Linked DNA regions of Homo sapiens: region 1 is linked to region 2. A link is an interaction called in ENCODE POLR2A ChIA-PET data of the cell type or tissue named here. Cell type or tissue: Panc1. All regions are shown on one strand. Links, peaks and the distances in the headings refer to the core of each region. The heading gives the core; the rest is flanking DNA.

Region 1 (11,647 bases), core at 2,550-10,549, 78 kb after region 2:
ATTTCTGAGCTCAATAAAGATTTATTTACTATATGAAATGCCTTTTAATTACTCTACATAAAACCTCAATACTCAGAATTCAGGGGAAAAAATTAAAATCAAGCTTGATTCTTTGTTTAATTTTATTGCACTTCAATTGCAAATACAAATATAAAATAAAAGTTTGCATTAGGTTATAAGAAAACATTCTCATGGAAAACAGCAGGTAGATGTCAGATGTGTTGACATCTACACCATAATAATCCACTCTCTTGTCTCTCAACTACTTGCCCAAGTAGACATTCCCAAGGAGACATCCCTTGTGAAAAGCGACCTATGCTTTTCCCCTCCAAATTCCCTATACCAATGCCACTATCCTGGGGTGACAGGGAAAGGGAAGAACAACACAGAAGTTTTGTGTTTGTCTGAGAACCAAAACATTGTAGGTCTGAACAAAAACTCACTAAAATTGCCCTTTGTATGTATGTAGAAGTTGTAAGTAATAAATTGTAAATTAATACTGAATTCACAGTTTTTGTGTCATGTATCTTTTATTCATCAATAGGATACTAAAAATACAACTACTTACATGTGAAAGGACTTTTAAATATTTTGACATTAAAAGAGTTCCCAAGAGGTGGGAAAAGACTGTGAAACCTCTGCTTTAGGGCCTCACCTCTCCTGCAGTGTTGCCATTGTGCTTTGAAAGTGGAAGAGTACTGCAGGGAGGGAGGACAGATGTGGGTTATAGTTGGCTGCAACAACTCTTCTCTGATAGCATACACAACACTAATACATTACAGAATCCTCTGCAGAGCAGTCAGGGTCACAGCAATTTTTAGAGTCCACAGTCTAAATATTCTGCTACTAGTTTTACTAATGGGGACATGAGATAAATGTGCACTATTGATTTCTTATAAAAATTATTGAGTTTGTTTCAAAATAGTTTAATCATTATTGCTGCCTTTAATAGAACTCATTATAATGGCTGTCATGAGTCTGTTTAGATGGTTCCACTATAATTCAATTTTAATTAACTTGATCATTATTTTTAACAATGCTAATAAACAAGCTATGCTACAACCTTATCCTAACCTTGGCTCTTTTAGCACAGATTTAGAGATTTAAACCTTTTTCTTTCTTTTAAAAATTGCTATAGTGATACTCAGCAAATTACATTATTAAAATCAGTGAATTTCCCTTTTCATCAGTCTTCCATTAGCAACCTTCAATATTTTTATGTTCTAAGAGGATTTCAACTGCCTTCCTGCCTGACCACACGCTTCATATCACAGCACACAAGGGCTATGGCATGAATAACGTGTACATTGATGTTTGCATATTATAAGCACAGAGGTTCAATTACTTTATAATATATTCATAAAACTGCCAGGCATTTTAGATCCTTTGGAGAAAATGAGGATTGTTTAAAAACAGAAGTGCTCAAATCTCATAGTTCAATATACAATACAATTTGGATATTACTATTAACATTATGATTTCATGAGTCCTAGAAAACTACACATACCAGAATCTGCTCCACTTAATGGAGTTGCAAAGGGTGGGACCAAGAGGCAGGTATAAAACCCTGCAAAAATGTCATCAATGCTAATCAACTTCCTAGAAACTCCCAACAGGAATCAGACCCACCTATTCCATAAGATCTATAGCTGTGCACTGATGATTTGTCTTTTGTTCTTATTTTTTGGTTGTTTGGCACCAGTTTCTTCAAATTATATTTTTCACTTGCTGGCTGAACCCCCCTGACCTCTCTCTCTCTCTCTCTCTCTCTCTCTCTCTCTCTCTCTCTCCATATATATATATATATATATATATATACACACACACACACATACATATATATATACACATACATATATATACACATATATATACACATACATATATATACACATATATACACATACGTATATATATACACATATATATACACATACGTATATATATGCATATTTGTATATATGCCCTATTCTACATGTATTCTGTAGGTATTCTAATAATGAATTCAGTCTCATTGTTCTGTTTAATTGGCATTCTTCCCACGAGAGATTTTCTTTTCAGATGTCTCCCATTGTCTCCCCATTCATTTCATAAGTGTCTTCTGTAGCTGGGAGTCATTGGTGTCATGATGTTACCTCATGGGATTATTCTGAACATAGAATGAATTATTGCATGTGAACTGAGAAGCACAGTGCCTGAAGCATGGAACATACTTGATTCCAACCATTCAATCCTAGGAGATTTTCCTTAAAGTCTTGCTACCTTAACTTATAGAAAATGACCATTTCTTTCATTCTCTAAATGCTCTCTGAGACCTTGACCTTCATGAGGCTCCAGAAAAGACATTATAGAACCAAATCTAGCATTGATCACATAAACACCAAGTGGTCAACACAGTCAGTATGAACACTTGTGGAAAATGCTGAGAAAGACAGAGATTTCAAAGACAAAAATTAGGAAGATGTTCTTTGGGAAGCTGGCAAGTTCACTCAGGTATCAGTTCTACCTAATTCAAGAAAACGAAATGCTGTCCAATCTTCCAGGTAGTTCCTAATATATATACAAATGACTCATGCACAACTTAACTAACCAAATGGTGATTGAATTTCCCATCCCATCCCTGGAATTCCTCTACTCTCCCATTTTATCTTCTCCCCACCACTCATCCCCGTTTTAACAATAGTCCAGAAATAACCCACGGTTGGATTTGTAGAGCTAGGCAAGGGTTGCTGAGGACAGAGGAAAAGGGATGGCAGTTCCCTCTTACACAGGCCTTGTCCTATCTCCTCTCCTCCTTTTTGTGCCTCCCTCAGAGGCTCCCTGTCTCCACATCAGAATGCCTGCTCTGGCTTCTGGGACAGAATGCCTAGGATGGCTTTCCTGATATAAACTGACTGTATATTCTCTCCTAAATGAGGGCACATCTCAGTGCAGTCTGTTATATGCCTAAATCCTTGTGTGAGCAATGGAAAGGAATGTAATTCTCAACTCAAGTGTCTAATTTCAGAAGTGAGTTCCAATGATTTAAGACTAAAACACAGATTCTTCCCTGAGACCGAATAGTGGCAAGTTTCAGAATTAGACCTGAAAAGTGATTTTCCCTTGTCTGTCCCCATTTTTTTTTTCTTAAAAAGAAGCTATGGGTTAGTTTCAGAGACAGGAGATACAGGCCAAAGCTGCAGAGACTTTGTTTAGTCACAGTCAACATGGAAGAAGATCAATCCTTGCTAAAAGGAAAGGGCTACTAGTGGTTCTAAAAACAAAGAAAAGCTCAAGAGACAATAGGAAAACAAGATAGGAAGCAAGCCCAGAATGGAGCAGGATCTCTGAAGATTTGCAGTGCTCTAGGTAGCTCCAGATTCTCGGCTGCCCAGCTCATAGCTGTAGGAGTCCTTGGTTCCATTGCTTAGTGGTTATGTGAATAGGATGATGGGAAGCCGTCTCCCCTGGTGGTTCCCTGCAGCAGCTGGTCCTACTTTCCTAACAATATTTTCACATATAGATATTGTTCACGTGGTGGATAGGTCCTAGAACATTTCTGTGTGATAGAATTATACTTACATGATGGGATACTGTCCTCAAAATATTAACCAAGGTATTCTTTTTTTCTCGTGTTCCATTCTTCCTGTGTCTTTAATCTTTGAGTTCATTTGCGTCAGGTCGAGGATGGTCCAGGGGAAACAACGAAACAACTACCACCAAAAAATAGGTTCAAAAGCCTGTGACTCTGAATGACAGGATATATTGTTTACTGGGATGGAGACCGTACCATCAATGGTAATAGAAAGTCTAGTAAACATAGGGCTGGGCGTGGTGGCTTACACCTATAATCCCAGCACTTTGGGAGGCCATGGCGGACAGATCACGAGGTCAGGAGTTTGAGACCAGCCTAGTCAACATGGTGAAACCCCATCTCTACTAAAAATACAAAAATTAGCCGGGTGTGGTGGCAGACACCTGTAATCCCAGCTACTCAGGAGGCTGAGGCAGGAGAATCACTTGAAACCAGAAGGTGGAGGTTGCAGTGAGATGAGATCATGCCACTACACTCCAGCCTAGGCAACAAGAGCAAAACTCCATCTCAAAAAAAAAAAAAAAAAAAAAAAGAAAGAAAAAGAAAGAAAGAAAGAAAGAAAGAAAGAAAGAAAGACTAGTAAGCGTAGACAATAGACTGGGGAACCATCACTGTGATTTAGAGATAGCTTTTAATTCTGATCTGGAAAGAATTCTCCAATGTGGAGAAATACAGCAGATAAAGGGGATGTGGTACAAGAGAGAATGAGAAACAAAGGGGTGAGACCTAGAGCGAAACATAGACTTGGGCAGGGTCATTATCTAGAGATGGCCAGAACTGCACTAAGGGAGCATGTCTACCACTCCCACACAGGAACTGCATGGGAACTGAGGCCATTGATAGTGCAGTCTCTATCCCAGTAAACAATGTAGACTGTGTGTTCAGAGAATTCTTCTTAGGCCCTCCCTTTGAGATCTAGTGAAGGCCTTCTTTTTACAGCCCCCAACTTTTATCCATCCAGCAGAAAAATGGACCAGCTGCTCAAGATTTCGCTCAGTTATTATGTGACCTTATGCTACCATCTACATGGAAAATCTTTCAACTCTAAACTTGTAAATAGGCAATAGAGACAACACGACAAAAAGTGTTCTTCCGAAAAACTAAAGGTACATGGCGGGTAGTAGGAAATACTCTCATGAACATGTAAACCATCATGTTTTAGGAACCTTAATGGGTAAAATCAGATATTGTGGCCCTGCTAAGAAGTTTACTTCATTCCAAGATACTGAAGTGTTTAAAAGGCTAATGTAATAAAATCTGTGTGTAAAACAATGGTGGTGTAAAGAACGGTGCATCTCATTGGAGAGAACATGGGTTACTAGCATTTATTAAGGACCTACTTTGATCTAAGTATTGTGCTACACCCTTTATATACACTGTCTCACTTGATTCTTAATAGTATGGAATTTGGAAGAAACTGAAATTCAGAGATATTATATTAAACGACATGCCCAAAGTTTCTTAGGGAGTGAGCAGCAGTTCTGGGATGGGGATCTATATCTGTCTAACACCCACTGCAGTGTTTTTTCCTCTAGTCCATGTTCTCTTCCAACTTCTCCAAATTAATTTAGAAATAGCCATCAAGCTTCTCCCAATTGGGGAATGGCTGTCATGGATATCAACTACACTGTACTTTATTTCTAGTTTTTTGTTTTGTTTTGTTTGTTCAGAAAACCCTTAAGCTCTACTCCTTATTACCAATAATGACCCAATCAGTAATGAGTTATTGAATGGCAATCAGTCTTTTCATACCAAAATAAGTAAACCTCATTTCAAGATTTTTGAAATAGGCATATAAAGACTGAAATTGACATGATGAACCTGTTGAAGCACCATAGAGAAAACTGAAGCAAGGCAGCTACACTAGGAAGAGACTGGATTTTATGAGGATTCTCTTGGAGAGGATACAGTAATTGCAGGCAAACAATCCTGACATTTAGTCTCCTGAAAAGCAACTTACTCTCTTCACTCATGAGTAACAGTAGATCAAGGAGTAGGGCTTTCAGAGCAGGAAGCAGTCTCCACGTGGACAAGAAAGGTGGGTAGCAGGTGAGTCCAAATTCAAGTAGGTAAACATCCAACAGCAGGCAGCAGCAAGAAGCTCAAAGTCCATGCAAACAAAAAGCACCCAGGAGATCCTTACAAGTTGATTTAGCAGCTAGGCCCATGTGGTCAAAGGACCAAGAAAGAGTAAACCACCAAGGGGTATGTGAATTGTAGGAGTAAGGAGCAAGCAGGCAGAACTGATGTCTAGTCCCTGCCATGAACTGAGAAAGGGACAGTTTTCTCCCCTACTTTTATTCTGAAACTCTCAGTGTTAGCCTAGAAACAGTTGCTAGAGATTGAGTCCTTGAAGGTAGAAGACCATTATGGCCAAGATATTTTCTGACTAGGATGGGGATAATGATCAAGCAGCCTATAAAAGAAAATGCTTTAGTAGCTACTGATTTTGTGAATAGCTAATAAAAGGGATGTCAATGAAGGCTAGACTACCTTTCACAATATTCCAGCATCATTATCTGCATATGCAGACTTCAATAAATAGACATTAACACTGTATATTGCATATTTTTGTGGTGAATTTTAGACCCATCCAAAAAAAAAACTTTTTGGTAAGTTTTTTGGAGAGTTAGGACTGAAAACCTAATCCAGGAAGTGATAAAGTATTACACTATTTAATACTTGTTATATATAAATCAGTTGTAAAGTTGGGCAAGACCTTGTGAAGGGCAATTTGAAGTGAAGTTCCCTATGTACCTGAGATATGCTAGGAAGACTTAACATAGGAAAAGGCTTGATTTTACCAGTTGTCTGTTCTTTGAAGGAGAATGTTGTTCACATTGATAGATTCCAGAAAGCTAGAAATCAACAAGGACTAACACATGGCCAAAAGGCAGGTAGGAAGTGAGAGAAGAGACTAGTAAAGGTGGCTGCACACACGTTCCAGCCTAAGAAGATTATTTGGTAAAGGTAGCTCTACAATGTGAATTTTAGCTTGGATTATGTCTTTTTTTTTTTTTTTTTTTCCTTTTCCTAGCATCCTTTGAATTGAAAATTTCTACTTTTCTCACTAGGGCCTATTAAAGAAAAAAAAAAGAATTGGCCTTGGGCCAATTTCATTCATTACTTACAACCTCCTTGACATGTACATATTCTTAAAACCTCTCTGCCCTTTCTCCCATTCCGCCATTGACAAACTAGGCAGTGAGATGCTAGGAGTGGTGGTTGTTGTTCATTAACATTTTATTTTACCTACTATTTAATAACACATTTTGAGATTAAAAATCTATGTGTACTGTTCTGAAGTGAATTTTTGTTGTATTTTTGGCCTGGAGAAAATGAAACATGACATAGGATAAAGTGGTAGAAGTAATAGACAAGAAGACAACTTTAAGAAAATGTCAGAGTCTGACAAAATTGTAGTCCCTTTGTGAGAACTTCTTCTAGAAGCTTTTCTCTATTCATGTGCTGGAGTGGTGCAGGATGTGTTTATTTACAAAAAGGCCAGTCCATTCACACAAATTTAACTTTTGTTTCAACAAGAATAAAGTAAGTACCCTTGAATCCAGCAACATCGATAGATTAATATTTGTCTTGTGAGCCCCCAAATGCCTACCACACAGCTGTAAGTGCTTAACTGGCTCTCCAACATTAATTCGTTGGCTGACTGAGATCATGCATGAGTGTAGTACAGCCTGTTCATGGAAGAGAGGGGTGTAGAATTCTTATGACACTGGTGTGAAATATGTAGGATCTAAAGAGTTAATGCATACCGCAGTGGACAGTGTGACCAAAACATGGCAGCACAGAAATGCAGGTAGGAGTGAGTCACTAAGTATTTCAGCTGGTGACCCTCAGAAGAGAAGAAACTGGAAAACAAAGACCAGAGCCAAACACTTATTTTCTCCCTAGGAAATAAGAGTGTCTTCCCTCTTGGGGAAGGAGGCCATTTGGAAGAATACAAGGTTCAGAGTTCAGGAGTCTAGGCCAAGAAGTCAGATGGTGAGGAAGCCAGGAACGGGTGAACTAATAACACAGATGCTGGAGAGCTGGGACAGGGTTGAGATAATACTGGAAAAAGTCAGACTACTGGGAATTTGGCAAAGATAGAGGATCAAAGTTGAATAACGAGAAGCAAGGATAAAGCCAGAAGCCAATAGAGAGTAAACAATGTCATATGGCTGAGGGAAGTAATTTCATTTGTGAAATCTCAACTATAAACACAAAGTTGTTAGTGACTAATATGTTTTGAAACAACAACTTAGTAATTTTCCTATTTTCCAAGGTGGTCATAGTTTCCTAAAGACTAGCTGTAGGTTAGGCTTGACAAGTCCCCTAAGAACTTCCCCAGCTAATGATAGAAAATTATTTGTTCACCTCCTGATCCCCACTTATTTTGTGTTTATTTTGACTATGTCTCTGCTCCTACTCCTGATACCAATATTACTCTCAATGAGCCCAACCTAGTGGGGAAGTCTGTAAAGCATACAATTATTTTAGCTTCTGTGTCAAAAACATAGATTCATAATGTCTTAAAAAGCCTAAGGCCTTTTTTCCCCCTAAAATGATGGCTCTGAAATTATCCGTTATAATTTTATGCCACTACTAGGGGCCCAAATAGTCTGAAACCTTCAAAGATCATTACTTGATATGCATAGCATGTATTTAAAAATGTTTAATACAGATAAGATCACTCATTCTAAGACAAAATCTGTGGAAATACAAAACATAGTTCACCAAATAGGATGGCAAAGAATTTTAGTTTATATGTTTTTAATTAATCAAGCAATAGTTATTGTTTATAAGTGACGCATGTTGAAAGTATCACATTAACTTGCTCTTTTCACTATCAGTCATATTGATGAGCTTGTAAGGCTTGGGCTTTGCCTTCAGTTGCCTGTGTGGAGCAGTGTCTAAATGCAATTTTTTAGTCCAGTTGGTGATTGTTCAGGCATCAAAGATAGCAACTGATCACATTAAAACAAAACAGAGCCAAGTTACTTCTACATTAATGGCAAAAAATGCCAGAGCAGATATATAAGATCTAAAAATTAAATACCAAGCAGATAAAAATACTACATGAAATTAATAAAATGAGGAATTTTAGATAATCCTTGAACCTTATAGCACTCGATATCAATTAATAACAAAAAAGTTACAATGTAAGGAAGGAATGATATTAAAAACCATGATTCTCCTTTAGAAAAACTAATATCAAAACCAGTGTGACACTCCACTTTTAAATTAACATTTTAATATCTGAGTAAACAGAGGAGGAGAATATTTGTACCCCTGAGTCAGAGAGATGCGAGGGAAAAGAAATGTGTTTCCTAAAATCAGTTCTCTGTGATAGTTGGAATTTACAGAGCCAGGAGGGCTCTGGCTGTGCTGTTGCTATTTTGAGCTTTTGGAAATTCTGCCACTAATACTTCATACATCTGAGTCCTCTGTGCCTCACATCTTCCTCCTTTTGACTTTGCTTAGCAATCACTGTGTGTGTGTGTGTGTGTGTGTGTGTGTGTATACGTATATATATATACACACATATATACGTATATATATACACACATACACACACACACACACACACATATATATATATATATATATATATATACACACACACATACATATATAACTTTTTCTTTATAAGGAGAGAAGCCAGGATGTGAAAAGGATCATTGAAAGCATTTGCTCTGGTTCAACCTGCTTGGGGAACCTTGACATTTAGAAAGAATCATGCTTCATTACTCACCAAGAAAGATCTTCCCAGTAGTGTTTCTGTTCTGTCAGCCATTCTCTAATATTTCCATTTACCTGCTCAGCAAAGGGAAGGCTTAGGAAGCCAGTCTCTCTGACAAAGTGCTTCTTTCATCACCTAGATCAAGGGTGCAGGAGCTCTGAACACACCTCACCCAATGGCTCACCAATGAGTGTACTTTGTTCATTCCTTTCTAAATGGAGCAGTTGACCAGGCTGAGGAAAATAATAGAACATAGGAGGCAGTCCAAAATTATAAATTAAAAATATGTTTATAAGAGTGGGATTTCAGTTTTCTCCCAGGCCTACAAGTTAGAATACTAATAAAATGAGATAGTTCCCTTCACCCCTTTGTGGGACTTGCAAAGGGGTTGCCTCATTTACTCAGGCCATAGCTCTCAACCCCTCATGGGAGGGGGAGCACACAGGTGGGGGGGTGCAGGAGCCAGGATGAGTGCTTCTGGGCACTGGCAGGAGTAGAACTCTGTGTGGCCCCACGGCAGCATCTAGGGGGGTATCCATGACCCCTGAAGCCCCAGAGGGCATGTGTTACAGTGTACTCTTTTAGCTTTGCTGTCCATGGATGGCTTAAGTGTTTAACAGCTCAGTGGAGGGTCAGGGTGACAATCTGTTGCAGCTGCCCTCTTGGTACCCAAGTTCTTGTCCAGCATCTAGGAAGAATCAGGTTGCATGAATGAATGGAGGGGTGATGAATGTGGAGGATTTTATTGAGCCGTAGAAGTGGCTCTCAGTGGGATGGGGAGCTAGAAAGGGGATGAAGTGGGGAGGTGGTCTTCCCCTGGAGTTTGGCCATCGCTAGCCAAACTATTCTCCGAAGTCCCACCATCAAGCCGTCCCTCTGAAGTCAAGCTGCTTCTCTCTGACGTCGAGCTGCTTCTCTTCTCTCCCTCTCTGCTGCTCTGCTCTGCCACTCAGCTGCTCTGCTTCTCTGCCACCCCTCTGCCAGTGGAGCCTGGGGTGTTTATGGGTATGAGGGGGTGGGAGTGGAGGGGTGCCAAAAAGCAACATTTGAACAGGAAAATAATAATGTATGTTCTCACTTTGGGCCACATTCCCAGGCTTGAGAGTGTGGCCCTCACTGGAGACGGCCCTCTTCTACCCAGTACTTCCATGCCTCCTGTCCACATCACTAATATTTTGGGGATTTATTCAGAATGCACAGATAGGAGACCTTCTTTAACCATTACAGGTTAATACAAATGCTCTCTTGGCAGGTTTAGGTGAGAGAAATGCCCTATTTTCTGCTGTCTTGGAGATCTCAAGATCATCACTGAGACTTCAGGATAAACAGGAAAGGGGTTACTCTAGCATGAAAGCTTATATTTACATTCCTGATCACTCACTGAGAACCTTAGTAAATATGATTTAACATGTAATATTTACCTGAATATTTCTCCACCTACAGGAGATTAGAAGTAGCAAGCTATGTGAGAAAAGGGAAAGGAAGGAGGGATAAGCAGATTTGAGAAAGTTTGAGAAATCCTGTTAAGGAAGATAAAAAGCAAAAGGCACATAAGCTCAGGGCCTTATTTTATTGCTGTGCCTAAAAAAATAAAATCTATACTGAATAGTATTGCTGTACCAGATAGTAATTTATGTTTGTAATATTATAAACATAGGCATCAAAGGGAAAAAAAACCTGTATTTTCCTTCTCTTTTTTTCTTTTTTTGAGGAGTTTTGCTCTTGTTGCCCAGGTTGGAGTCCAATGGCAGGATCTTGGCTCACTACAACTTCCGCCTCCCGGGTTCAAGCAATTCTCCTGCCTCAGCCTCCTAAGTAGCTGGGATTACAGGCACTTGCCACCATGCCCAGATAATTTTTGTATTTTTAGTTGAGGCGGGGTTTCACCATGTTGGCCAGGCTGGTCTCGAACTCCTGACCTCAGCCTGATCCACCTGTTGACCAGCCTGTTGACCAGGCTGATCCACCTGCCTCAGCCTCCCAAAGTGCTGGGATTACAGGTGTGAACCACTGTGCCCTTCCCGAAGTTACTTCTTAATACACTGCAACTTTGAGTTGAGCAGATCAGTTTTGTGTAGAACAAAAACCCATCTAAGTTCTAGTCTAATACTGTCTCTCTACGGAAGAATCCTGGCTAATTCTTTCAACTGACATTTCCAGTCAAACATTTCTTCATCTGACACCAAATATGTGTAGACATCCTAAAAATAGCCCCCAAAGACATATATAACATTATCGAGGAAAGGGAAAATAAAAAGATAGCTAAAAAGACAGATTTTAGAAAAGCCTTAAAAAATTAAAGGATGAGAGAGAAAAAAGCAAAAACCACT
Region 2 (11,647 bases), core at 2,194-10,193:
ATATGAAGACTAGTGATGTCGTCTTACATAACATAAACAAGTAGCCAATTTCCAATTAATTAGAAAAAATAATCATATTATTAACACTATCATAAACACAATTCAGGCTTGATTTAAGATTCAGAAGCCATTCAGAATCTTGTAATACTATAAAATCAGTTAGTAGTAGTTTTATCATTCACAGAATGCTAAATAACCTGGATTCAATCATCATTTCACCTTTCCCAACTATACCAACAGTAGAAGATGTCATTCTTCCCGCTCCCACAACCAAAACATTTCTTTAGTCTGTCCTCCGCATTCCCTCCATGCTAACCAGCTTTGTCCACCCTTCACTGCCAGCCCTTTGCCTCACATCTAAATGATGACTTCATTGTTCTTCCCAGTTTTAGAGCTTCTAGAGGCTCACCTCTCAGTACTATCACCAGGCCGATACTTCTGAAACATGTGTTTTATATAATCCAAAACTTTCAATAGCTGCCAAATGCAGAGCATGCCATGTTCAAACTTAGTCTCATGTTCAAGGTGTCATAATCTAGCCCAATATACCTTTCCAATTTATTGTTCATTATTTTCCTCCAGTAAGTGCCCTATGAGGGAGTCTTCCAAATCTGTCTATTCCATGTAACCCAAATATGCAGTGCTCGTCCTTGCCTCTTTCTTATTGGAACTTACTACAGCTAAAATTAGCAGCAGCATCGTTAGCAGCAGCTTCAAGAGCAAACGTTATATATTATTTACTATGGACCAGGCAATGTTGTAAGTGCTTAATACATATAACTCACATAATCCTCACAATAACCCCGTTAAATAGATGCTATTATTATCATCCCTATTTCACAGATGGTCCAAAACAACTAAGTAACTCATGCAAGTTCACACAGCTAGTAAAAGAATAGAACCAGAATTCAAGCCAAGCAGTTTGGTTCCAAAATTCTACACTCAACCACTATCAATATGTCTCTCAATTACCTATTAATACACTGTATTCATTGTCAGAAATTTAACTAGTCATTAATTATTTCATACATGCTACTTTTATCTCTTTAATGTCTTTATTTCTTTTGTTTTATTTCCCCCTTTAATATTGAATATATAGTTAGCTCTAAGCATGACTGTCCCTAAGGGAGACCATTTTATTCAAATATTTTATCTGAAAAGCATACATATGAAAAGCATAGATTCATGCATTCTGATTAGTCAAACTGCACAGAAATAGATTTCCTACCGCCAACAGAGTCATTTGAAACAGGGCTGGCCTGTGGCAAGGGGACTGAGAGGAGAAAGATGGGACCATGCGCTAGGCAGTAGCTACAAGAGAATTCCTACATCAGAGGCTCTGCAGGACAGCTTTCTGCTTGCAAGGTGGACCAGAGATTCAAAAAACTTGCTTTGAAGCTATAGTTAACAAACAAGTACACTTACTTCAATTATAGGTTGTATATCAATAAAAATAGCAGCATTTCCCAAGGATATTCTTACTTATACGCTACATAAGATTAGGAAAGCATACACAAGCCATATTAATTAAATTAATAATTCATTAAATTAAGCATTGAGGAGAGTGGACTGCACCCCACTAACACCTCAAAATTTTATTGAGCCACTGGTGACTGACGCATGCTGATGACCTGATGAAGGAAGAGTTAAAGGTTTTAAGATGCTTATAGAAGGGTCACCTCTTTACTTTCAAATGAAGCATAACTCCTGTAAGCTTTTTGAAGGAGAAGCACTATTTTAAAATACTTATGCATAGGAATACATATATAAAACTCTAAGTCTAGAAATTTGGGTAAAATTCTAATTTCTTTCTAATAGTGTACTAGGTCAGGCCTTCCACACTATCGTGAAGAATAAAAGCTCATTGTTTGAGGTCCAACTCAAACGTCAACCCACCTGTGAAGTTTTCTTCTGCATAATTAATCACTCCTTCTTCTGTTTTTTTATGGCATTTTATAAGTATCTCTATTGTTTCAGTGATTACGTGATATAATTACTACTTAGAAAATGTGCTGATCTTGACTTCTAGCCTGTTATCAACCCAAATATCTATCAAGAATTGAATGAATAAACTATGATATCATCATGCAATTGGTACAACTCAGCAATGAAAAGGAACTGATTACTAATTTTTGAAATAATATGGATTATTTTCAAAAAATTATGTTAAGCTAAAGACGCTAGACACAAAAAAATATATATTGTTGTCAAGAATTGTGAAGGATCTGGGATTTTACCCAATGAGCAAGTTATTAAAGGTCATGGATGGGCCGGGCGCGGTGGCTCACGCCTGTAATCCCAGCACTTTGGGAGGCCGAGGCGGGCGGATCACGAGGTCAGGAGATCAAGACCATCCCGGCTAAAATGGTGAAACCCCGTCTCTACTAAAAATACAAAAAATTAGCCGGGCGTAGTGGCGGGCGCCTGTAGTCCCAGCTACTTGGGAGGCTGAGGCAGGAGAATGGCGTGAACCCGGGAGGCGGAGCTTGCAGTGAGCCGAGATACCGCCACTGCACTCCAGCCTGGGCGACAGAGCGAGACTCCGTCTCAAAAAAAAAAAAAAAAAAAAAAAAAAAAAGGTCATGGATGCTAGCAGAAGACACAAGACTCCTGGGTCAAAAACGGAGGACTGTTATTCACAGCAATAGGATCAGTGAAAGTATCACACCTGCACAAATACCGGATTGTGTTACAGGCAAGAAACCTACAGTTTTGGGAACCTAAATCTATTATAATATATATTAAGCCCAGAGGGACACATTATCTTTAGTAAACTGCACAGTAACAAACCTTCCCTTTTGTAAGGAGTAAGACATCTTTAGCTTCCAAGGCTGTTCACTATACAAACACCTGTAAAAAAATACTTCTAAGCAAAAGCAGTGCCTCTGCTAACAAGACAAGCAGAATTTTATAAGACTCATGGAGAATTGTTTGCTAATAATTATATATTTTCATTCATATAGCATTCTGAAATAGGCAAAACTAGTCTATGGTGGGGAAAAAATCAGAAGAGTTATTGCATGGAGCCAGATGTGATTATAAATACAAGGAAAATTTCTGGCGTGAAGAAAATATTTTATATTTTGTATAAGGTGATTGTTACAAGGGTATATATATTTGTCAAAACTCATCAGACTGTACACTTAATGTATACATAAACTGTATGTAAATTATGTATATACATGTTGTAGTAAACTATGCTCCAATAAAATTGATAGAAACATATGCTGCTTATAGCTGCTTATAACTTCTAGACTGGTATCATCTCAAGGGCAAGGATTTTATTGTATTCATCTATCTTGCTGACTACTGAGAAGAAATTAGCCAACTGAGTATTCTTAGTAGGTGCATCAGAAGATTGGTCACATTGAATTATTGGCGATGTTTAAAATAGGCCTCTGGGTATTCTTCCTTATTGAATATTGATTTGAAATACCACTACATTAGATTTTTAAAAATTTTATTTGTGTTTATTTATAAATATTGATATGATATTTCAAGGAGCCATAAAAAATTTTTATTTTTAAAAATAAATCCTCTAAACACTAAATTATTTTGATGGAGATTAATTTTAATAATGTGATGAGTGGTTTAAAAATAAAAACTCATGCTAGTAAAAATAAGGTGTTTATTTTTATTTTTATTTATTTTATTTTATTATGTATTTATTTATTTTTAGACAGAGGCTTACTCCATTGCCTAGGCTGGAGTGCAGTCGCACAATCTCTGCTCACTGCAACCTCTGCCTCCTGGGTTCAAGCGATTCTCCTGCCTCAGCCTCCCAAGTTGCTGGGACTACAGGAACCCGCCACCACACCCAGCTAATTTTTGTAGAGATGCGGGTTCACAATGTTGGCAGGCTGGTCGCAAACTCCTGACCTCAGGTGATCCACCCACCTCAGCCTCCCAAAGTGAAGGTCATTTTAAAAGTCATTATTTTCCATATTGTAAACCTAGTTCTGTCACTCCTTCAGAAACACAATACTTTTCAAATCTTCAGAATAAAGACATCAGAAAAAGTGTTTCAAATTTGAAAGTTGCAAAGGCTTTTTTTCAATTTTCCTTTCACTTAAGCAATTTAAATTTAGTAAAACTACCTGGTATCTATTAGATGGTAATTTAGCCTAGAAAAGCCTAAAAAGCAAAATTACAGTTTATTTTCTATAATAACAGAATTTCAAACACTTTCTTCTCAATATGTACTTTGATATGATTTTTCAAATTTGTTTTATAGATTATGACCATTTATTTCTTCAAACAACATTTTAATGTGTGTTAAATAATTCTCTTAACTCACATTAAAATGTTGTTTGAAAAAGTAAGACAGTGGATCTAAATTAAGCAGTAAAATGGTTTGTCAGCTTAGTACAAAAAAAATTGCAAGTTTAAAAAGTTTGCCTTACTCATACATCTCTTTATGTTACCTTTTATTTCTCTAGTAAAGACTTGGAAGGAAGGAAAGTAATTCTCTCATTTGCTAAATGGAACATATAGGAAACCATTTTATCTTCATTCCTAACAAAAATACCATCTTGTAGCTTTGTGTTTGTAGCTTTGCTGTATAGATAAACCAAATCGTTTTGGTTCAGATCTTAGAGACTGTGCAAAGCTTTATATTCAGGAGCCGAGACTTTCTCATTGTGTAAAAAAACCTCTCATATTCCATGATATATTTACCATTTACACATTCCCACAACTGTCTGTGAATTCAATGACAGTATTAATTAAATGTACATTAGCAGAAAAGTGGAAACGAATTCTTTGCAAAATCCATCAGGACCCAAATGTCATTAGTAATGTAAAGTAAATTGGAATGCCAATATTTACAATATTGGCCCTTTATCATTGTATAATAAAATCAACTTTCTCTTATAAGCTCAGAAGCTATTGATGACTGATAGAAATCAAAATTTGTTGAGTTTGATTATTTCCAATAACTGAATAGGTATACACATCTCTATACTGATACCAAGATCTCAAAAGTCTTTGTTATGTCATGGTAACTATACCCTCAAACATAAAATCAAATACTTACTCTTCTTTGGTAGAATTCTCAAAGTCAATGAGTCATGGTAAGAGAGTTCAAAATATTTTTAGGTAGTAGTTCAATTACAAGTCAAATAGGTGCGTGGAGACACAATTATACCAGTAGAGAATACACAGTTCAGTGGATGGGGCTTTACTGACCATCCTGTGTCTTACAGAGGGGCACTTGGAGGCCATTGCACACCATAATAAGTATAGTTGCCTTTCCCTCACAGCTTACTGATGAGGTTGAACCCCACCAAATTGCCATTATATTATAGGGTTTTGCATGCAAAAATTGCAATATCATATAATTTAACCTAATATAAAGTCAAAATAGTAAAATAAAAATAATCAACATATAACTACGGTGTACTCAAAATACATTGCTCATTTAAGAGTCTTTTATAGGCAGATTTATTTGCAAAAAGGAAGTAATAATTTTCTACTTCCTTTCTTGAGCCCTGATATTAAAACTGTTGAGCAAATATTTCAGATCTGAGTGTTTAAATTACCCCTTGTTTCTTATCTCACTTCATACCTCAAAATCCTAGAAAGGAGAAACCTGTGAAGATGTTATTTGGTTACCCCTCCCTAACTATTAATGATTACCAGGGTAAAGCATAAGTGGCTTTCTCCCAAAGTGGCACCAATGATTGTTTTTTTTTTTCTTGGATTGCTAAATTTGTTCACTAAGTGTACATCTTCCCTAAATTATCAAGTCATACTTCAGCCTTGGTATACATATCTGTACCTTTAAAGAAGTATCTTTCCATCAAGGTCAGAAAAACCCTGACACCAATATACAAGTGAAAGGTTGAGAATATGTTAGATGACTTGTACGCACCATATCTGGGCTTTCTCTGAATACATTTGAATGACTGCTTTTAAGCTTTCCAATTCCCAAAATGTAAATCAGTCTCTAGGGGCAATCTGCAATAATTAAAATATTTTCCTTTAGTGGTATGCTGGCCACTAATGGCCAGATAGCATTGCCGTTTGTAGCAAAGCTTACTTAGTGATGCCAGGAGTTCATTCCAATCCTTAAGAAAGTTTTCTATAATTTCAAATGCCAACAGACAAAAGAAGAATTTAAAAACTCAAATAGGCAATACTCTTTTTTTTTGTATGAGAACATACCTTACCCTAGGAAAATTTTCAAAATTTAGCAGGAAGAAATTACTTTTCCCTACAGGAATCTGCTAGCTTTATATGGATTTTTACAGCTGCATTGTTTTTGCTAACATTCCTTCATACTAGAATCCTGCATTTCTACTGCTCAAAATATAGACCTTCTGCCTGGGACCAGAGTCAATAATCAAGAAAGGAAAAGAAAGAATGTTGGAATATAAATGGCTGAGCACAAGAGGAGAGACCTTGCATCAATAGTCAATGTGTTTTTCTCTAATTGAGTCTTAGGTCTAAGCCTTATCTTACGAACCAGATGGAAAACCTCTCAAGGTCAAGAATCGTGTCTTATAATTCCTTCGTGTACAGCCCAGAATTGAATATAAAGCAGGTGCTCAATAGGTGCTTGTCCATTGATTGAAGTGTGAATGATAAGGAGACTATGGAAAAAAACACCAGTAGAATATAGAGCATCTAACATACTGTAGTCCTCAGTAATGATGATTTTCCTTCTCTGAATTAATATTCCCTTGAATAAATTGAGAAAAATAATGAGGATTTTCCTCACAACATGTGCTTAGAATACCAAGGTCTCCCATATTGTCCACAGTAGAAATGCAATAAATTGTTGTGCCTTTGAATATTGGTCTTTGATAAAGCACTGTATAAAATCACCTATGACCTAAAATGTTGATATGCTTTTATTGCTACATATCTATAAATACTCTCATACACAAAGGTACCATTCTTCAAATCACCTAACTTACCTAATGAGAATTTATCATTAACAGTTTTAGCAAAAGACAATTCTTCCTCACTTTTCTCTATCTCCCCGAAAGATGTATAATTAAGTTCACAAAATGTATCTATTATAAATACTGCCTGTCATATATGCTATTATTATTTAGCAAAATCCCTGTAATTTTTGTTGTCTGAACACTGCTTTCATTCTGATCAAAAGCCTCTATACCTTTTGTTTACCAGTTAAATCACTCCAACAGCCATTTATTAAAATTAGGTAGATGTATTAATTAGAGTTTGAATGAGTGATAAAAAAGTGTATAACTTTTTTGGAAAAGACTTTAAAACAAAGTCAAAGATAAGTGGTAAGGACAGTAAAAATAGTATATATTACTCACTATTCCAATAGTCATCTGAAAAGAAAATCATTTATAGGTGATAAAGTGATTCACAAGTTTATCAAATAACTGAGAAGCAAACAAGGCTGAAACATTACCTTTCTCACAGAAGTGGTTTTTGACCTCCCTGAGAAGAAGGGTTTATGTGTTCATAGCACCACATTCTTCTCTTTTGTGGCACTTGCCACAAATATAGTTTTATATTCATTTGTGTGGTTCTTTATTAGTGTCTAGTCATGTAAGTTGATCCTAGGTTCTCTGAGAGTAATTAGCATGTCCTTTTTTTTTTGTACTGGAGTAAGGATTCTGATTATATCACTCAACTGAAACAGTGTCTGACACATTAAAGGCAGTCAATAAATACTGCTGTCAAATTTGTTGAATGAATGGAACACAGGTGGAAGTTAAACACCAGCGATGTAAACTAAGTCATGGTATACCTGTCACAATAAACGTCACGAGACACAGGCAATCAACAACTAGGGATACTAAAATGGAGCCCTCATGTTTTTGACATTCAGAAGAGCTTCAGAGAATTGAAAGAGAAATGAAAAAACAGTGACTAATGAGAATGAACTAGCAATTTTACTCTTCCAAGAACATCAATAGTGAAGAAAATAAAGCCATAACTTAGGAATACCGGTTTCTAAAACTAGATAGGGGGGAGACATATTCATAGACATACATACACATCTATATACAACAAAACCACGTTGTAGAAGCTTCTATAAACTCCACCGTAGTCTCTTTGTTAGAGTGCAGAAGAGGGAAAGAAGGTTGAGAAGAATTTGATGGCCAATAGGATGGGCTATGTGATTCAGATGGGACAACATTTGCTTTGGAAATGATTATTCACCATAACCAAATCACATCCCTTATTCTGCGTTTTTATGACTTCCTTTGTTTTATTCATCACCAGAATTGACAAATGGGATGACCTGGGTACTTTTTCTATCTCTAGACCTCCCTGAGCTCTTCGGAACTTTAATTTGTGTACTACCAATAACATTGTAAGTGCCAACTTCTACATTCTTAAATTTTTACCATACATATCTGATTCCCACATTTCAATTAGTAGTTGTATGTTATCCAGTTGAATGTGTGGTCTTCATATATAAGTAGGATACTTTGTGTCTAGCTTGAAATAGTGAGGAGCAATTTTGGGTATAATGACCACTTTGACTCCAGCTTTTTAAAAAACTTTCTTTTCTTTAACAAAAAAGGTGTGATTTATTTACTATCTATTAAAACTATAAATAAATGAATAGGGGTACAAAAATGCATCTTTGTGCATTGGAAAATCTATCAGTATCTAAAACTGAGCTTTTACATTTGAATCAAGGAAATAACATATTTAGAGTTTGAGTTGGACTATGTATGTTTCATATACTTCAACTCTTTATCTTGAGGGACATTCAAACCCACTTAATTAAATACACAGCTTTAGGAAAGTTTTGTTTTTGTTTTTGTTTCTGTTTTCTTTCTTTTTTTTTTTTTTTTTACTGTAAATATGGTCAACAGAAGCCCAACGGACCTTAGCCAGGTGTCTTTTGAGTTGGAGATAGAGCAAGCATGTTCACCTATTCAGTCACTTTCACCGACTGCCTTGAGGCCACTGCTAGTGACTTCCACTTCCATTAGGTTAGAGAAGTCATAAGGAATGATCCTGGTGACGAAGCGTCTGTCTGAAATAGGCAACTAGAGGCTTTGAACAAATAATATTATGCACAGGTAAGAATTAGAACAATATGGCAATGTGGGGACTAGCTTGCTACCCTCTATTTCATATTTCACTCAGCTGCTGCTGAGTTCTAAGACCTTTATCAATTTTTCCTTCTTTTAACCCACATTTATTTCCACCCCACTTCATCTTCTCCAACTGCCTTCTCCCCCAACCAACAAGCCAACAGCCTCACTGTGGCCAGGCAAACATGTCACTCACAGGCTCCATTGGTTATTGCCACCACATTCCTTCTGCTGGAGCAGGCGGCGAAAGGGGAGACCTGGTGAGAATGCCAGCCCAGCCACTTTCTAGCTTCTTCCTGCAGTCTTACAGAAGTTAGTTACAATCTTTCAGTTAGTAAAACCAAACTTGCTCATTGTCATGTGACTTGCAGGAAACGGGAGGATCAAGTGTCAAAGGAACAGAGGGCACTCAATAATCCTTATTTTTCTTTATTTCTTTGAGATCTTTTTCAAGTTACCCAAAACTTGCCTTTCCTTACTGGTAATACTTCTCATTTTTATAGCTGATAATAGAGGAATAGATACAGATAGAGATGTAAACTTAGCCATCTCCTCTGTGATAGCCTCCCTTCTAGTGTTAGCTGCTTCACCAGCTTCCCTAGACTGGGCCCATGTACATCAGATCATTATGCTACTCATTTCTTCATCCAGGACTTGTGGATTTCTTATTCCCTAACTGCTGAGCTTTTCATGTGCAGATTCAGCTAAGATCAATGTTATCCTGGGAAAAAGTGTCTTTGATAAACTTAAAATGTTCCTATAAGTCATCTTTTCGAAGAGAGTGACTTAACATAGGCTAGTTATTTTGTTAGAATCTTTCTAGGAGTTTTAAATTAATGATTACCATAATATATTTTAGTATGTTTAGTGGGATCTTATTACATTTGAATGTATACAAATTTGATAATTACAAAAATATGTAATTATATAATAATCATATTTGTAATAACAAAATTATGTTAGTGATAGCATCTTTATTTTTTTCTGTGGCAACTGACACAGAGACTGAAAGATATATTTCAGATTATATAAAGAGTACCCTATAATCCAAAGTTACATTGCAAGCTGTGAGGGAGAATACCCCTTACTGTATGCTATAAAGCACGCAGAATGCTTCAGCCTCTAAAGCTAATGAAACACTTTAAACTACATTCCCAAAGGCATGGAATATGAGAGAATTCATATTAGACAATATTTTCATCCATACTTTGATTGCTGAATGCATGTCAAGTAAAATAGACTATAAAGACAATATAATTTGACTGACAGAATAATGTAAGTTTAAGATCAAAAGTAAAAATAATAAAAAGGCAAATGTCTAAAAAATATTGGATGCATTTCACCAAAGTATACTTATCTAGCTTGAAAACTAGGAGATTTCTTTATGGACAAAATTAACAACAATTACAGAAAGATAAACTGTCCCCTCCTTCAAGATGATGTCCCAAAGTTTATACAGAGGTTTTTCAATTGATAGGAAACATTTCCCTTGAGGTTTATCACCATAAGCCTGCAGACTTACATAATGAGTAGCCACTTGTCTTTTTAAACTCTCCACCAAATATTCCCACTATATATTTTATCTCAGAATGTCCCCTACAACAATCTATTTAGGCTTTTATGACCTCTCATACGTTGAAAGTAAAACTAACAGCCTTGAAGATGTCCTTGAAGATGACTTTGTTCCAGGTGTCACCCCATGGTCTTAGCAGACAGGTTTCTTCTCCCAAGTCAGCACAGTTTGTTGACAGAATTGGCTTTTGCCTATTGAGAGCTGCATTGATCAGTGAATAGAATGAACTAAGGAACTCAGAAGCTTTCCATCACTGACAAAAAGCAGTGGACAGTATAAAAGCAGTTTATACATTAAGGATTTGCTGTGACTTCCTAGCAGTGACAGGATTAGAATGGTCATAGAACAGAGTTTGTTTTCATGCAGCAAGATCATGAAATGGCAGAATGTGCATGGTAAATAATAAACTGGTAAAAACAACTATTGTCAGATGATAACTGCTCGAATGTTCACGGTATGATCATAACATTTGTGGTTTCCTCTTTCAAAGATCACAAAACATAATAGTTGGTATCAAATATTATATAATCTTAAATGGGGAGATTAAATTCTGTATGGTCAAATTGTTGAAAAAGAATGATGGCTGTACAATACCAATTTTAATCTCCAATTGTACCATGTACTCTTTATCTGAAGAGCATTATATAGAAAGAGACATAATTGTAGAGATTAAAAATAATGTTCAGAAATTAATTATACAATTCTCACTATGAGTATTTGTGTTAATTATTCTCCATTGGCCATCCACAGCCCTCACTCCTATAGGATCATTCTCTGCTTTTCTCTGTCCTGATAAGGAATTCATTCCTTGAAGTCACTACATTTAAGCCATCTAGAGTAATTCTATTTTCCCACCAGAAGTCTAAGTAAAACACTATCAATCACAAAGAGACAAAACAGGAACAAATGAAATGTCCTACTGCACACTTCTGAATTTTTAGATCACAGTTTATGTCACATTATGACTTTAAAACTGGTTCCTGAAAACAGCAGCATCCATTATCTTCATAGTCACTGCACATGACTGAGTTGCTGC

The links. Peaks named below come from ENCODE experiments on the same cell type or tissue, not always from the same donor. Only the 100,000 strongest peaks of a DNase experiment are listed, where the experiment ranks them.
Region 1: POLR2A ChIA-PET joins it to region 2 with 23 read pairs; 2 of 35 experiments call an interaction of 5 or more read pairs at or near these places.

The regions. Positions count from the first base shown.
Region 1 is chr4:85,453,937-85,465,583 of GRCh38, reverse strand. No RefSeq gene overlaps it. Among named protein-coding and RNA genes, the nearest start is that of ARHGAP24, 15 kb to the left of the region's middle. In Panc1, for the core only: no CTCF peak of the experiment used is centred there; no DNase peak of the experiment used is centred there.
Region 2 is chr4:85,532,074-85,543,720 of GRCh38, reverse strand. All of the region lies in intron 1 of ARHGAP24 (Rho GTPase activating protein 24), which reads right to left. Among named protein-coding and RNA genes, the nearest start is that of ARHGAP24, 63 kb to the right of the region's middle. In Panc1, for the core only: no CTCF peak of the experiment used is centred there; no DNase peak of the experiment used is centred there; H3K27ac peaks cover 892 bases.